2 separate regions of the Homo sapiens genome follow, and region 2 is linked to region 1. The links are chromatin contacts, found by Hi-C or POLR2A ChIA-PET in ENCODE. All regions are on one chromosome and are shown on one strand. The core of a region is the stretch at or near the end of the contact, and the rest is flanking DNA. Distances in the headings are between cores, read along the strand shown.

Region 1 (4,249 bases), core at 737-3,236:
CGTAAGGGCGTTCGTGGGGGGGCGTCTTGCTGGGCCGGTTGGGGTACTTGCGCATGCGGCTGGGTTTGATGAGCTGGGACTGGTAGCTGGTATTGAGGGCCTTCAGGTCCTGGGAGCCCGACTGAGTGGCAAAGGCCTTAATAGTAGACAGAGGGGTTAGCGAAGGCTGCTGGGTGCGGCTCTCCAGGCCCTGGAAGGGCTTCTGGTCTGGGGTGCCCAGGCCCAGATCCCCCTGCTGCTGTGGAAACAGGTAGTCGGGGATCATGGGAACCTGGAAGCCACCCTTGGCGGCAGGGTAGGCAGGAGGCGGGTACTGGAGCGCTGTCCCTGCCGAGCCCGGGAAGGCCTGGCTTTGTGGCTCAGGGAAAATGTCAGTGTTCGGCGTGGGGAAGGTGGGTGCCGCTGAGTAAATGGGACTGCTGTCGTTGGATGGCACTGCGCAGCTCAGGGGTGGGCTCTGGGAGGCGGAGGCGGAGGAGGCCGCTGGAGATGGTGCTGAGGACGAGGAGGCCGGTGGGTTGGTCATGCTCACTAGGCCACTGACCAAGCTGAAGAGGGGCTCGGGCCACAAGGTGTTGCCACTGTTGGGTGCAGGCTCCAGGGAAAAGCGGCCAGTATAGGTGATGGGGGGCAGTCGAGTGGTTTGGCTGGGGTAACTGGTCTCCACCAGCACCTTCTCGTTGTTCAGAGAGATGTCAGGAAAAGACTCTGGCAGGAGAGAGAGAAGCGGGAGGCCTGGTTACTGGAAAGCAATCACTGGAGGACGAGGACGACCCGAGCTGCCAGGCAAGAGACCGGGCCGGCTACCATTGACTCCCGAGGTAGTTAATAATTGATAGCAGCACATTGCAATGTTCCTGGACCCGCACCAGTGGCAGAGCCCATTTCAACAACAGCTGACGCAAATACGGAGAATCCCCCTCCACTGCAGCTCGCAGCGCTCCGCAGCGGCGGCTGTGCGGGCGAGGGATTCCCGCCAGCACCCCCATGGCCGCGGCTAGTGCGCGCCCCCAAACCCGGGCTGCCGGGACATCCACGGCCAAGGATCACGGTCCTTCCTTGGGGACAGGCGGCAAGCAAGGCAAGGCAAGTCTTACTGGAGGTGGGGGGCGCAGCCCCGCTCATCAAAACAAGCCCTCCCCCTCCACCCACCCACGCAGCTCCAGAGCTCTCCATCCAAAACAAAAGCTCGGTCCTCTGCGCTCCGCTAGGGATGAGGGCAGGGGGTGGGCTGTGTGGGGTTCCTTGGCATCCCTCTAACACATGACTCTGGGGATGCGAGGAATGAAAGGGAAACCCGGCTCTCATTCTAAGATCCAGGAGCACTCCTGCGGTGAAGGACAGGACGCCAGGATGGTGGCGAAAGGGTTCCCCCTCGGCGTAGGCCACTGCTTACCTGCGGTCAGGTGCTCGTAGGGCTGCTCGCCCGTGTCCGCCTGAGGGTTGAAGGTGCTGCTGCTGCTGCTGCTGTTGCTGCCGCCCCCGCCGCCTCCACCGCCCCCGCTGCTGCTGCTGCTGCTGTTGCTGCCGCTGCCCTCTGGGGCCCCGGCGGCGCCGAGGAACTGGGGAGCCCCGTTGCTCAGCAGCATCATCTCCTCCAGCTTAGGGTAGTTGTCCATGGTGGGCGAGTGAGGAAAGGATCCGAACGGGTCAGAGATCTGCAGCGGGGACATCAGCTGCATCTCGGCCTTGGCCGCGGCCATCCTGGACGAGCAGGCTGGAGAGCTGGTGTCGGGGCGGGGGGGTGCAGCCCGGGGCTGGAGCTGCAGGGGACACAGTTGCGGGGGCCTGGCCGGGTTACATGCGGGGCGCGGGGAACACTGAGAAGCGTGCAGGCGGCGACCCCGACTCGCCCTGGGCGCGGGCGGGCGTGGACGCGCCGCGGCTGCGGAGGCTGGGGCAGGGGCCGGTCCTGCGGCGGCGGAAGCTGGCTGCGGCGGCGGATGGCGGCGGCGGCTCCCCAAGTTCTGCGCGCTGGGATCTCTCGCGACTCCCCGGATCCGCCTCTATTTGAAGGGTCTGGAACGGCACGGGTCCGCCTCCGTCGTGACGTACATGGCCATATATGGGAAGCAGGAAGCCCTAATATGGCAGGACCGGCCGGGAGGACCCGGAGTGACGTGAAGCCCCCCATCCGACAGCGCCCGGCACCTCCATCCTGCACCCTAGGGCCCGCGCCCGCGCCCGCATCCCAGGCGCCCAGGCTTCGGGGAAGCCTAGAGCTCTAGCCGCCGCCGGGGCCTCCGGGACCCGCGCAGCTCCGGAGTTCCCGCGTTGCCCCTCCCTCCGCCTTCTTCCCTCCTCCCAGAGCCGGAAGCGGCCGGGCCATATCGGGCCACTCCAAATAAGGTGCTGCCCAAATAAGGGTTGTTCCGGCGGGGGATCCTTCCTGCTCCTTATATGGCATTTCCGGGTCGCAGCTGGTTGCTCCCTCGCTCCCTCCCTCCTCCCTGGTTCCAAGCCGGGAGCCCGAGCGCTCGCGGGATCCGGGGACGCCCAGGCGGGGAGGGCTCGTGGCGTGTGGCGCTGGGCGCGCGGCTGCTCAGGCGGCTCCTAGGCGTGAACTAGGCTGGGGAAGCCCAGACCCAGAGCGGGGGCGAGGGCGAGTCGGGCCGGGGTTCTATCGCTGTCATCCAGGGCCCGCCCGCCCACCTCAGGGACCGTGAGAGCGAACCGGGAGTGCGGGGGAGGAGCGGCTGGGCCCGCCTGGGCAGGGGCCGCCCAGGAGAGGCGGGGCCTTGACCCCGGGCCTCGATCTATGGCACGGTGTCTTTCCGGGTGTCGCTGGGAAATTGAGGATAGGAAGTCACGGCCACTTGGTTCTTGGGACACTGTATAGCAGTGAGCTGCCTTGCCTCTGCCACCTGTCGGTGGGATGGGGCTGCTGGTGCCTGGGGTCCCCTGTGCTCCCCCGGAACCGAAAGGCTGTTCCCTAGTCCCCGCCGGCAAAGAGCCCACCTTTGGGGGACCGAAGTGGGGAAGCTGATTGCCCCAAGAGAGGCCTGATTCTTGTTCTCACCAGGAGATAATGGTCCTTGTGGTGAGGGGTCACTTTCCCCCCTTTATCCAGTCCAGGTGGAGGGCCGGCCCACACTGCGGGAATCCGAAAGAGGGGCTTCCCTATGGGCTGTCTGGGGACCCCGGGCTGGGCGCGAAGAGAGGACCGGCTTGGCGGCTCGGTGCTGCCCCCTGGAGGTTCCCTCTCCACTCCCAGCCCCGGACTCCGGCCGCGCGGGCTCTTCCGCCGCCTCCTCGCTCCTCCTCCCGGATGCGGCGCTGGGCGCGGAGCCAGGCCGGGGGAGCCTTCGACGCAGTGAGCACGAACTGAGCAGGCGCTGCAGCCCGGGCTCCCCCTGCAGTCCCTGGGGAGCCGTCACTGCCGAGGCGCCCAGACTCCGGGATAACACTCCTCACCCCGAGCCTGGCCAAGGCGAGGGGGAGAAGGAAGCAGGGGGTGGGTGGTGGCGAGGGAGAACGATTCCCGCAGGTCTCCCTGGGGCCGAACGCGAACAGGGAAGCCCTCCCCGCCCCCACGACGCAGTCAGTTGCTCACCCCAAAGGGAACAGGGATTCCGGGAAGGGAAGGCTCCTCCTGCTCTAGCTCTGAATCCAGAGGAGGTGCTGTTTTTTCTGGATTTAAAAAGAAAGCAGAAAGAGAATGTGGGGAAGGAGGGTGCTTGACGACACCGAGAGGGAAGGGAGGAGGTGAGGGCCTCTGTGAACCCCAACAGCCTCTGGAGGTCGGGGTCAGGGGGATTAGGTGGGGGAGGGTGTAACTTTCTTGGACTTAATCCCTCTGTGGCTGTCCCCCCTCCAAACATGTTTTCTTATAAAAACCAACTTAATGAACCAGGACTCCCTCGTCTCGGAGCCTGCCGTCTCAAGTCCGCTGGGGAGGTGGGGGGCTCACTCCCACTGTCTACCGAGTTGTCCATTGGGGCAGGAGTGATGCGCCTCTCAGAGGACTCCTGCCGCAAGGGCAGGAAGGCCAGGCTGTTGCAGCGCAGATGGCCTTGTGTCTGAATGTCCATTTTGCCACTCCCTGGTAGGGTACCTTAGCCAAATTTTTTTTTTAATGTTTTTATTCTTTCTGAGACGGGGTCTCACGCTGGCACCCAGGTTGGAGTGCAGTGGCGCGAGCTCACTGCAACCTCCGCCTCCCAGGCTCAAGTGATCCTCCAGCCTCCTCCTCTCGAGTAGCTTGGACTACAGGTGCCTGCCACCACGCCTGGCTTTTACTTTTTTTTTT
Region 2 (4,249 bases), core at 1,080-3,579, 1.2 Mb before region 1:
CCCAAGACGTCTAATTTAAATACTCCCAACTGCAAAGGACAGACGCCCCCCACCCCGCGGCCTGGGGCAGCTGAGGTGGAGCCGGGCGTTCAAATCGCGCTCCAAACAAGTCCGCAGCGACCGCGCTCGCAGCCCCCGCCAGGCGGCCCCAGCGGAAAACTTGAAAGGGACTCTGTTTGCCGGCGGCCCTGGGGCGGCTCCGGCGGGGGCGAGGGCCGAGCGATCTCACACACGCCCCCTCCCCAACGCTTCCAAAGAAAATGCGGGGGTGGGGGGGACAGGGCCCACCACAAATCCAAGGGCTCCAAACAGCGCCCGCCGCGCGAGGAAAGGTGGGGGTCAGGAGTCTGGTCCGCTGGTCACCCCCTTAGCTCCCCCCCCATCCGAAGGCGCGACTCTCAGACCACCCAAAGTCCAGGGGGCAAAGGAGGGCGCGGTTGCCAAACCTTCAGACCCCCGTCGCGGGAGACTTCAGGGAGCGGGTCTTTCCGAATGAGTCACTACAGAACCCCCCAAATTTACTGGTGCTTCCTTGCAGCCCGAGGCACCAGCCCAACTCCGCGCACCCCTTCAGATTCCCGGGGGGGAAAAAAGAACAAAAAGAGATCTTGCTCCCACTTTGGGCGTTTCAGCTCTTCTGACAGGTCCCGAAGGTGGCCCCCCATTTAAAAACCGGGGTCACTCGCTTTCCGTCGATCCTACAAATAAACAAAGCCAGGCGCACCCCGCGCTCCCCGCCGGAAAGCAGCCCATTCCGGGCGAGGACAACTTCCCCCAGCCAGAAAATTAACACATTCCTCTCGCGGCGGTTCAGCCCCTCACTCCGCTCCGGGGAAGCGAAGGGGAGGGGGGTCGGGCCGAACTTCATGGGTAAATTTGGGGCCAGTGCAGCGTGGCAGGCGCCGGGGACGTACGCCCCCCACAGTTCCGCAGCTAGAGGAACACCCCCATTCTCCCTCCCAGGCTCTGCACGCTGCGTGGCCCACGCGGGGCTCGGGAGACAGCTCAAAAGACTCCCCAAGGCTGGGAAAGGAGGGAGGGAGGGGCCGCGGGGCACCGTGGTGGTGGGGGAGATACTTTGATGGAAAAAAAAGGTCAAACTTCATCAGCCCGCCGGGCACCCCGCGGGCAGCGGGGGCGAGGAGCCGGAGGAAAAATGCAGAAGTAGCCGCCGCTTCTTCCAAGTGGTGGGGGAGGCTCAGCCACGCGTGGTCGAGGGCGCCCAGAGCAGTTAACGTCGCCCCTCAACACAGGGCTGCGAGCGGGGTCTGATGGGGGGAGTGCGCGCCAGAGATCTACAAGCAGCCGCCCCCGCAGGCTGAGCGCCCGCCCAACGCCAAGAGGTGAGGACCCCGGGCGCCCGCTGCCCCAGCGCCCGCGAACTGGAGTAGTGGGGGGGAGGGGGGCGGCACCCCGCAAGGAGCGTCCCAGCCCCACTCCACGGCGCCCAAGCCGCCGTCCCAGACCCTAAAACCCCTCTTTTTGTCTGAACTCAGTGATCTGCGACCGAGCATACTGCGGCTTAGGGAGGCTTGGGTATAGCAGCGGCCACCAAGCGATCACCGGCGCTAGGTCTCCCAGGCTCCGGGGCTCCGCGGCTTACGGTGCGGGCGCCCCCCGCCCCTCCCAAATACGGACCCCTCCTTCCCCGTCCCCGGCTCTCCGCACCTGAACTTCGGGGGAACCCGCGCAGCCAAACTTTCCGCCGACTTGCAGCGAACTCCGGCCCCGGCCGCGCACCGAACCCCGGGGGAGGAGAGGGAGGTAGGCGGGGAAGGGGAGGGGGCCGGCCTCCGGGGGGGGTCGAGGGAGGGCCGTGGCCCGACACCTACCGGCTCTCCGAGTCGTCCAAGCCGCCACCGCCGCCGTCGCCGCGAGGCCGAGGGGGAGGGGCGGGGCAGGGAGCTGCGCTCCGCTCTGGGCACCACCGCCGCGGTGCGCTCCGCTCCAGCCGCCAGCAGTGCCCGGGTCCGGAGCCCGAGTCGCGCCGCCGCGGCTGGCCCGAGGCGGGGAGGGGGGGGAGCCTGCAGCACCTGCCCCTCCTCCCCCTCCCCGCGGCCCAAATTAAAAAACAACAAAAAGCAACTAATCACCCCCGAGCTGAGCGCGGCTCGCGGGCGGAGGGCTCAGCGTGCGGCGCCCGGACTCAGCAGGCGGCGCGCATGGCTGGGCGCGGGCTGGGCAGGGCTGGGACGCGGGGCCCGGCTTCAGGGGATAAGGCTCTGCCGCTCTTCTCGCTCGGCTCGGGCGTCTGCTCTTGCCGCCAGTGCCGCCTCTGCTGCCGCCGCCTCTACATCCCCGCTCAGGCTCAGCCGCCTCTGCCGCCGCCGCCGCGCGCCCGCCCGGGCAGGAGCTATGAACGCTGCCCGGGGGCTGCCGGCAAAACCCGGACCGGACTCGCCGCTCCCTCCTCCCCCCAACCCCCTCCACCTCGGCTCCCCTCCCTCCTCCCGCCGCCTCCCTCCCAGCGCAGCTCGGGCCACTTGGACGCCGCGGGCTCTGAGGCCGGAGCTGCAGCCGCTGCGCCTCGAGCTCCCCGCGCCCTGACGCGGTCCACCCAGGCTCAGCTCCCTTGCGCGCCCCGTCTTCGCCTATTTCCCGCAACTTTACAAAAAAAAAAAAAAAAGGACGACCTCCCCGCTTTGGTGAGGCGGTCTGGGTTTAGAGACGCACCTCCGGGGAAATCTGCTATCTTTCTGCCCCCTCTAGAGCGGGGCCAGAAGCTTCGAGGACCGGGAGGGAGAATTTGGCCGCGCCCCCCAGCTCAGGTGCGCGGCGGGCCAGAGATTCCTAGTCGAGGGTCCTGGGAGGTAGACGCGTGTTCCAAGACCCCACCCTTCCAAGAGCTCCTTAATGGATTCAGTGGGCACTAGGGCCCCGGGAGAAAAGGGGCGGAGATTCCCGTTCCCATTTCTCAGGTGAGGAAACTGATCCGAGAAAGGATATTTTATCTCTCAGGCAGGCATCAGCCTCAACTCTTGAGTCCCGGGGCTAAAACGACTACGTACATTTGGTGCCCTGAGACCATGGCCTACGCACTCAAAACCCGAAACAATGCTTGGAACAGCAGCGCTCAATAGGTACTGATTGAAAGACAGAAGGAAAACTCAGCCTTGCCAGAGTAGGCGCCCAGTGGGGACAGAGTTGGGCCCGCATATCCCGCTTTCACTCCATCAGTGGCCTCCATATGCCCATCTTAGGCTAATTAATCCTGCTGCTGCAGATGTCTTCACCTCACGTACCCATGGTGCAAGCCCCGGGCTCATATAATCCCAACTGCATATAATCCCAAAGTGGAAGTTTTCTCCAATTCTTTGGGATTCGTGGGGGCGGATTTGTGCAAGGCCGACCTTCCTCTGCGAGGCGAAGAAAACGCAGTCCCCAGACCCAAGCAGGGGAGGGAGAGGGGGAGGGCGGTTGGGGAAGTCAGCCTAGGGTTAAACGTTACAGCCTGAGATCGATTGGGGCCCAGATAACAGGGAGTTAACTGTGGCGATCCGGGCGCCTGCAGCCACAGGCGCGGCCTCGGTGGGAGAAGCGAAACTGTCTCCCACCTCGCTGCTTCCTCTCCTCTGCTCTGCGCAGCCTGGCTGTCTCCGAGGCTGGCGCGAGGGCTTATGGAGCATGGATCTCCTGGCAGCAGCAGCTGGTGCCCACCTTCCACGCCTTCTATATGTGGCCTTGGGGCCTTGACCCAGCCGGGGTGGGGTGGGGGGAGGTGTCAAAGGGCAGAGCTCATCTGGAATGTGTTGCCTCTCTGCCACTCCTGATATCCAAGACCACACGAAGTGACCCCTCCCCAGACATCGTGGACACCTGCTCCCAACCAGTTCCTTCCGAATGCTGAGAAGTGGTCTCCCTTAACTACTATGCCAAGAAATGGCTCCCTTGGGGAGGCGTTTAGTCTCTCTCCTCCTTGCCAGCAGTCCTTTTAATGCCCCCCTCCAAACAAACATCCCATGTGAGTAAAAGTAAGGTGCTTGCTATGGAAACCGTTTTAAGACGCCCATCACCCCCAGAAGATCACTTCCAAACTGCTTAAAGATAGGTATGCTGGGCCTCAGTGTGAATGTCAGGCACTGTGTTGGGCACTGACCGTGCAAGGAAAAAGGAAGCAAAAGCCCAGGTGTAGGATCTCCAAGCATTTAACTCACCTCCATCTACCTTTTCTGGGGAAGCTGAGGCACAGACTGTGAGGGAGGACCTGCTCCCTGGGAGTCAGCAGCAGGTCTCAGAGGGTTAGGATCCA

The links. A loop is a pair of places that touch in the nucleus more often than their neighbours do. ChIA-PET counts read pairs that join two places held with the same protein, here RNA polymerase II (POLR2A). Pooled maps may share reads with other maps.
Region 2: a loop to region 1 is called in a pooled map, with 6 times the contacts of the local background. The contact joins the promoter of CXXC5 here to the promoter of EGR1 in region 1. A Hi-C loop is called at or near these places in 1 of 37 single-sample maps with no recorded cell type and 5 of 50 pooled maps. POLR2A ChIA-PET finds 5 or more read pairs at or near these places in 1 of 52 experiments (GM10248).

The regions. Positions count from the first base shown.
Region 1 is chr5:138,463,216-138,467,464 of GRCh38, reverse strand. EGR1 (early growth response 1) reads right to left here and starts at 1,986. Exons shown (of 2, transcript NM_001964.3): 1 at 1,397-1,986; 2 at 1-708. The coding sequence starts at 1,703. RefSeq lists silencers at 1,733-1,942, 2,033-2,382, 2,393-2,792, 3,113-3,382 and enhancers at 1,248-2,087, 2,088-2,928, 2,001-3,200.
Region 2 is chr5:139,646,429-139,650,677 of GRCh38, reverse strand. It overlaps CXXC5 (CXXC finger protein 5), which reads right to left and starts at 2,329. Exons shown (of 3, transcript NM_016463.9): 1 at 1,833-2,329. It overlaps CXXC5-AS1 (CXXC5 antisense RNA 1), which reads left to right and starts at 950. Exons shown (of 2, transcript NR_149086.1): 1 at 950-1,343; 2 at 1,497-1,679. RefSeq lists an enhancer at 1-109 and silencers at 902-1,071, 1,272-2,401.